2 separate regions of the Homo sapiens genome follow, and region 2 is linked to region 1. Evidence: chromatin loops called from intact Hi-C (ENCODE). Cell type or tissue: Caco-2. All regions are shown on one strand. Links, peaks and the distances in the headings refer to the core of each region. The heading gives the core; the rest is flanking DNA. Region 1 overlaps CNTN4 (contactin 4). Region 2 overlaps CNTN4 (contactin 4).

Region 1 (2,928 bases), core at 331-2,830:
TTGTACAAAATAAAAGGCATTCAGGCACTGAAAGACAAATTTTGCACGTTCTCACCCACATGTAGAAGCTAAAAATTAAAACAATTGAACTCGTGGAGACAGAAAGTAGAATAACAATTACCAGAAGGAGGGAGGGGTGGAAAAGGGGTGATAGTTAATGGATACGAAAATGTAGTTAGACAGGATGAAGAAAATCTATCATTCAATAACACAATGGGGTGACTATAATCAACAATAATTTATTGTATATTTTGAAATAACTAAAAGCACAAAATTTGAATGTTCCTAATACAAAGAAATGATAAATGAGGTTATGGATACCCCACTTACCCTGATGGGATCATTACACATTATATGCCTGTATCAAAATGTCACATGTATCCCATAAATATATATGCCTATTATGTACCCATAGTAATTAAATATACATTTTTAATGAAGAAAGAATAAATAAAAGGCATTGTATCTTCTCTACATAGACAGATTATTTTAATCAGCCAAATTATATTTCCTTTTGCTAAAATGTCTGAGCTTTGACTATATTGACTGGTGGACTTTTAAAGCCAGAAGACACTAAGTTCAGCCATATTGTAACTGCTCAATGGGTTCACCCTGCCTGCTGCCTAGACAGAGCAGATTTATCAAGACAGGGGAATTGCAATAGAGAAAGTATAATTCACTCAGAGCTGGCTATGTAGGAGACAGGAGTTTTACTATTACTCAAATCATTCTCCCTGAGCATTGGGGGATCAGAGTTTTTAAGGATAATTTGGTGGGTTGGTGGGGAGCAGGGGGCAGTGAGTCAGGAGTTCTGATTGGTTGAGTTGGAGATGAACACATAGGAAGTCGTAGCTGTCTTCTTGCACTGAGTCAGTTCCTGGGTGGGGGCTGTAAAATCAGATGAGCCAGTTTATTGATCTGGGTGGACCCAGCTGATCCACTGAGTACAGGGTGTGCAAAATATCTCAAGCACTGGTCTTAGATTTTACAATAGTGATATTATCCCCAAGAGCAGTTTGGGGAGGGAAGAATCTTGTAGCCTCTGGCCTCACGACTCCTAAACCATAATTTCTAATCTTTTGGCTAATTTGTTAGCCTACAAATTAGCTGGGGTCTAATCCCCAGGCAAGAATGGGGTTTCTTATGGGAAAGGGCTGTTATTGTCTTTGTTTTAAACTATAAACTATAAACTGAGTTCCTCCCAAACTTAGTTTCCATCCCAATGCCCAGGAGTGAACAAGGACAGCTTGGAGGTTAGAAGCAAGATGGAGCTGTTTAGGTCAGATCGCTTTTCACTGTCTCAGTTATAATTTTGCAATGGCAGTTTCCATATCATTTTTCAGAGGAAAAAACTATACAACTTACCCATGATTAATCAGTAAGTTAGTGGTGAATTCAGTAGAAACTGGTGTGTATATGAACACATTCTTGAAGTCTAAATCTGGAAAGAAAGGCATTTTGTTTTTCAAATACCTACTTCAGAGGAGTTTTGTTTGCTTTTTTTTTTTTTTTTAATGACAATGATTTTGGTTGAGATTTTACTTAAAACAAAAGTTACAAAGTTGTGCCGCCTTTGGTACTTCATGCTGTGCCAGTTAACAGTGGGGTGGGTCATCTGTCTATGAACCATGACCATTTTCAGTTGAAAGTTAGGGAAGTCTGCCTTATCTCAAAAGCCCTTGCCTTCAGGCTTCTGTTCAGATGGTATCAGCTGGAACAAATAAGCTGAGATTGCATTTGCTGTTTTTTGTGCTAATCTCAAGAACATTCCAAAAATGGTTTGTCAGCAGCTGAACTGAGCACAGAATCTGTGGGCATGACCATATTTCTCCTCACAAGAAAAATCACTTTTTAAGTTTCTTGGAAGTTGATTACAATGTGCTTTTTGCTCCCTCTTCAAAAGTAAGATAAGTATCGGAATCTGTCATTTTCTGCTTTGGATGTATGCCTAAACAGCCAAAGAAGCGCATCAAAACCAAGGAAAAAAATGTGGAAAGGCCAACCTAAATGTATATAGGGTATAGTCCATCCACAGACTATAGCTACACAGACAAAGTGAGGTGAAGAACTTGGCAGTTATCTGAGGGATTTTCCCAGTTTGGTTGATGCACTCGACCATCCAGAGTTCCTCTTGTTAAGTAACTTTTTGTCTGAATTTTCTGAAAAACAGAAATAGCACTAAAGATGAATCCTGAACTCTGAATAATTGTATTGTAAGTCAGAAAAAACTTTTTGTGATCAGCCACTAAAAGGGAAGTCACAAGAAGAGTCCACCACTACTACCACCACCACCACCACCAGAGCAAACTTGTTTACAGCCTCTCTGAGTCATTACTGTGCTAGGTTTTGAACACAGAGAGCAAAAGGACTATATTGCATGAGCTTATAGACTGGTGAGGAGACAAACAAGGAGGTGGACAGTTATAATCAGGATGGGCACCCATGTTGACCCCCTTCTTCTGGTGTTTCAGCCATTTGATGCATCATCTATGGACACACAGATGTTTCCTCTGTATACACTGTCTCACAAGTGACACTGTGTATTCATCACCACTCTTCAGGTTGCAAATGACTGAAATCCAACCCAAACTGGCTTATGAGGCATTTTTGACAACTTTATTGAAGTATAATTTACATTCCATAAAATTCACTCATTTTAAGTGTACAACGCAATGATTTTTAGTAAATTGTACTAAGTTTTGCAACTATCACCATCATCTCATTCTACATTATTTTCATAATATTTCAAAGGGAATCTGCTGACTCACGTATCTGAAAATTTCAGGGTTTGCTGTATGTGCTAAGGGAATATCATCAAGACTTCATTTTTGTTGGTTTCATTCTTAGCCAATCTATTCCCTGGTGAAACGACAAATGACCCCTAGCGGATTATCTACCACCTTAGTAACCCCAGCAGAAAACATATAC
Region 2 (2,928 bases), core at 291-2,790, 71 kb before region 1:
GGGCATAGTTGGACAGAAAGTAAGAGATGTAGGTAAAATCAGATGGCAGAAGACTTCATTTTCATTTATGTATTTGTTAATTTATTTTCGAGACAGGGTCTTGCTCTGTCCCCCATGCTGGAGTACAGTGGTACGATCTCAGCTCACCGTGATTCTCGCGCCTCAGCCTCCTGAGTAGCTGGGACTACAGACAGGCACCACCATGCCCGGCTAATTTTTGTATTTTTAGGAAAGATGAGGTTTCACCATGTTGGCCAGGCTGGTTTCAAACTCCTGACCTCAGATGATCCACCTGCCTCGGCCTCCCAAAGTGCTGGGATTACAGGCATGAGCCACCACACCTGGTCAGATGGCAGAAGACTTTCAATATTAACCTAAAGATATGAAATAATGATAATGTTCTCCTAATTTTCATAACATTTACAGGAGGCAGAGCACATTCAGAAATCTTACTTGTTATCTCGCATACAGATTACTTCCTACAGTTATATTTGCTTTATGTATTCATGAATACCTATTAATAGAAATATGCCAGCTTTGAGTTGCCTTCTAGTGTATCTTCATATAGTTGGTTTTTATATCTGAACTTGAGTTTATCCTTGCTATCCGTGCTATCTGTAAAAGGATTGGCCTATGGGAGATGCCATCTCCCATACCATTGCCAGAAGCAAGTCAGTTGTAACTTATGTGGAGATGAAGAAGCCATAAATAAGAGTGTGTGAATGAAGTACAAATTAACAGAAAAACTAGGAGAACTATGAATCCTGTTGGTTTAAGAGACAATCTAAAGGCTAAAGGTTTCACTTATTAAAATCAAAAGGAGGGGCTGGGCGCAGTGGCTCACGCCTGTCATCCCAGCACTTTGGGAGGCCGAGGCGGGCGGATCACAAGGTCAGGAGATCGAGACCATCCTGGCTAACAGGGTGAAACCCCGTCTCTACTAAAAATACAAAAATTAGCCGAGCGTGGTGGCGGGCGCCTGTGGTCCCAGCTACTCGGGAGGCTGAGGCAGGAGAATGGCGTGAACCCAGAAGGCAGAGTTTGCAGCGAGCCAAGATGGCGCCACCGCACTCTGGTCTGGGCGACAGAGCCAGACTCTGTCTCAAAAAAAATAAATAAATAAAAATCAAATCAAATCAAATGAAAAGGAGTGTTAGACATCATTAGGTCCAAACGAATCTGAATTCAAGGAGAAAACAGGCTTCCAATCCCCAGACTGCATTTCCAAAGCCGTTCTTATAATACAAGATATCAGCCAGTATCAGCAAAGTATGTGTATGTTTCTCAAGGTACTTTTTTTAGCATGAAATTTCACAAGAAATTCTCAATATTTAATACAAAGCAAGGCTGCAGCAAGGAAGCAGCCTTGCGTTGTGTTAAATATTGAGAATTTGAATGAATGTAGAAGGGAGTGCCTTCCAAGAACCCTCAGAGCTTCATGGAATTGAGTTTGAAGACCCCTGTAAGGAGACTGATTGGTGTGTGGGGAGTGGATGAGAGTCTGAAGCCAGAGAAGCACAGATTATCAGTGCTGAACAAACACCAAAGATGGACCTTGCCCTGAAATCCAACATGCATATTTCTTGTAGAGCTGGTCCTTCTTTTCAGTGACTTCTGCCAACTGGAAGTCAGGGGTTTATGAGAAGACTGTAATAATAAACTGGAAGACTCTCTTAAGTAGCATTGGAAAATGACTATTTCTCGTGCCAATACTAGGAACACTGAATTTGAGGTAATATGAGAATTTCTTGATGATTCTGTCAATTGCATAAGAATCCCAGGCAGGAGATAGAGATTTGGGAAGCATCTATGTATATAGGTGGTAAACTAAAGCCAAGTAATTATCTCCAGACTCATAAAGTCTACTATCATTAAAATTCTTCAGCAATGTCAGTGAAACTCCCGCATTCCCTGGAGATGATTCATCTTCTCCAAAATTGTGTCCGCAACCAGAAATAACTGTGAATGTCTACAGGTCATCTTTGTAATAGTAATTTAGAGGGTTTTTTTTTTTTTTTTTTGCTATCACATCCTTTCTTTTATATTTTTAAATTTCTAAGGCCTAAGGCATATGTTGGCATTTCTTTCAGTTAGAAATTTCTGTTTTTAGAAAATCGAAGCGCCAAATACTCCTGAGAATTGTTTGACCCACTGAGTTTAAATTATATCTGCCTGCAATATAAATTATTATTGGATAAGATGCTTGTACAATTCCAGTGGCTGGAATACACAAACGCTGATTTAGGTCATTTCTGGCAGTTATTGAACAAAAGATTGAAATGAAGAGATTGTTTATCTATCCAAGAGACAAAGTGTGTCACAGAGTCAAATCCCAGCACAAGCATTTAACATTATATTTGAATTTGTAGTTTGAGAACAATACTTAAGGAGTCCTAGAAGAATTCTTTTGTTTCAAATCTTGAAAGAATATGGAAGTTCAAAACAGATGGTTCTCTTTTAATATGTGAATGTGTTTAATTCTGCTTAATATGTGGGCTCTGTATATATTACAAAAAAAAAAAGACATTTAGAAATGGCTTCTGAAATAATAGTATTGAACTAACCTGTTCAGGCCTTCCTCTGAGTTGATACAGGTTGAGTATCTCTTACCTGAAATGCTTGGGACCAGAAGTGTTTCAGATTTTAGGTTTTTTAGGATTTTGGAATATTTCGACCCAAGCCTAAACATGAAGTTTATTTATGTTTTAGATATACCTTATACACACAGCCTGAAGGTAATTTATGCAACATTTTAATATTTTGCATAATTTAATGCATGAAACAAAGTTTTCACTGTATTTGACTATGACCAGTCTTATGAGATCAAGTGTGAAATTTTCCACTTGTGGCATCATGGTGGCCCTCAAAAACTTGTGAATTTTAGAGCATTTCAGATTTTAGATCTTCAGATTAGGGATGTTCAACCTG

Evidence for each region. Peaks named below come from ENCODE experiments on the same cell type or tissue, not always from the same donor. Only the 100,000 strongest peaks of a DNase experiment are listed, where the experiment ranks them.
Region 2: a loop joins it to region 1, with 2.2 times the contacts of the local background. A loop is called at or near these places in 1 of 110 quality-filtered maps.

Annotation. Positions count from the first base shown.
Region 1 is chr3:2,966,353-2,969,280 of GRCh38, forward strand. The region is part of intron 13 of CNTN4 (contactin 4); the gene reads left to right. Among named protein-coding and RNA genes, the nearest start is that of CNTN4-AS1, 93 kb to the right of the region's middle. In Caco-2, for the core only: no CTCF peak of the experiment used is centred there; a DNase peak (open chromatin) is centred at 1,649.
Region 2 is chr3:2,894,929-2,897,856 of GRCh38, forward strand. All of the region lies in intron 10 of CNTN4 (contactin 4), which reads left to right. Among named protein-coding and RNA genes, the nearest start is that of CNTN4-AS1, 160 kb to the right of the region's middle. In Caco-2, for the core only: no CTCF peak of the experiment used is centred there; a DNase peak (open chromatin) is centred at 1,553.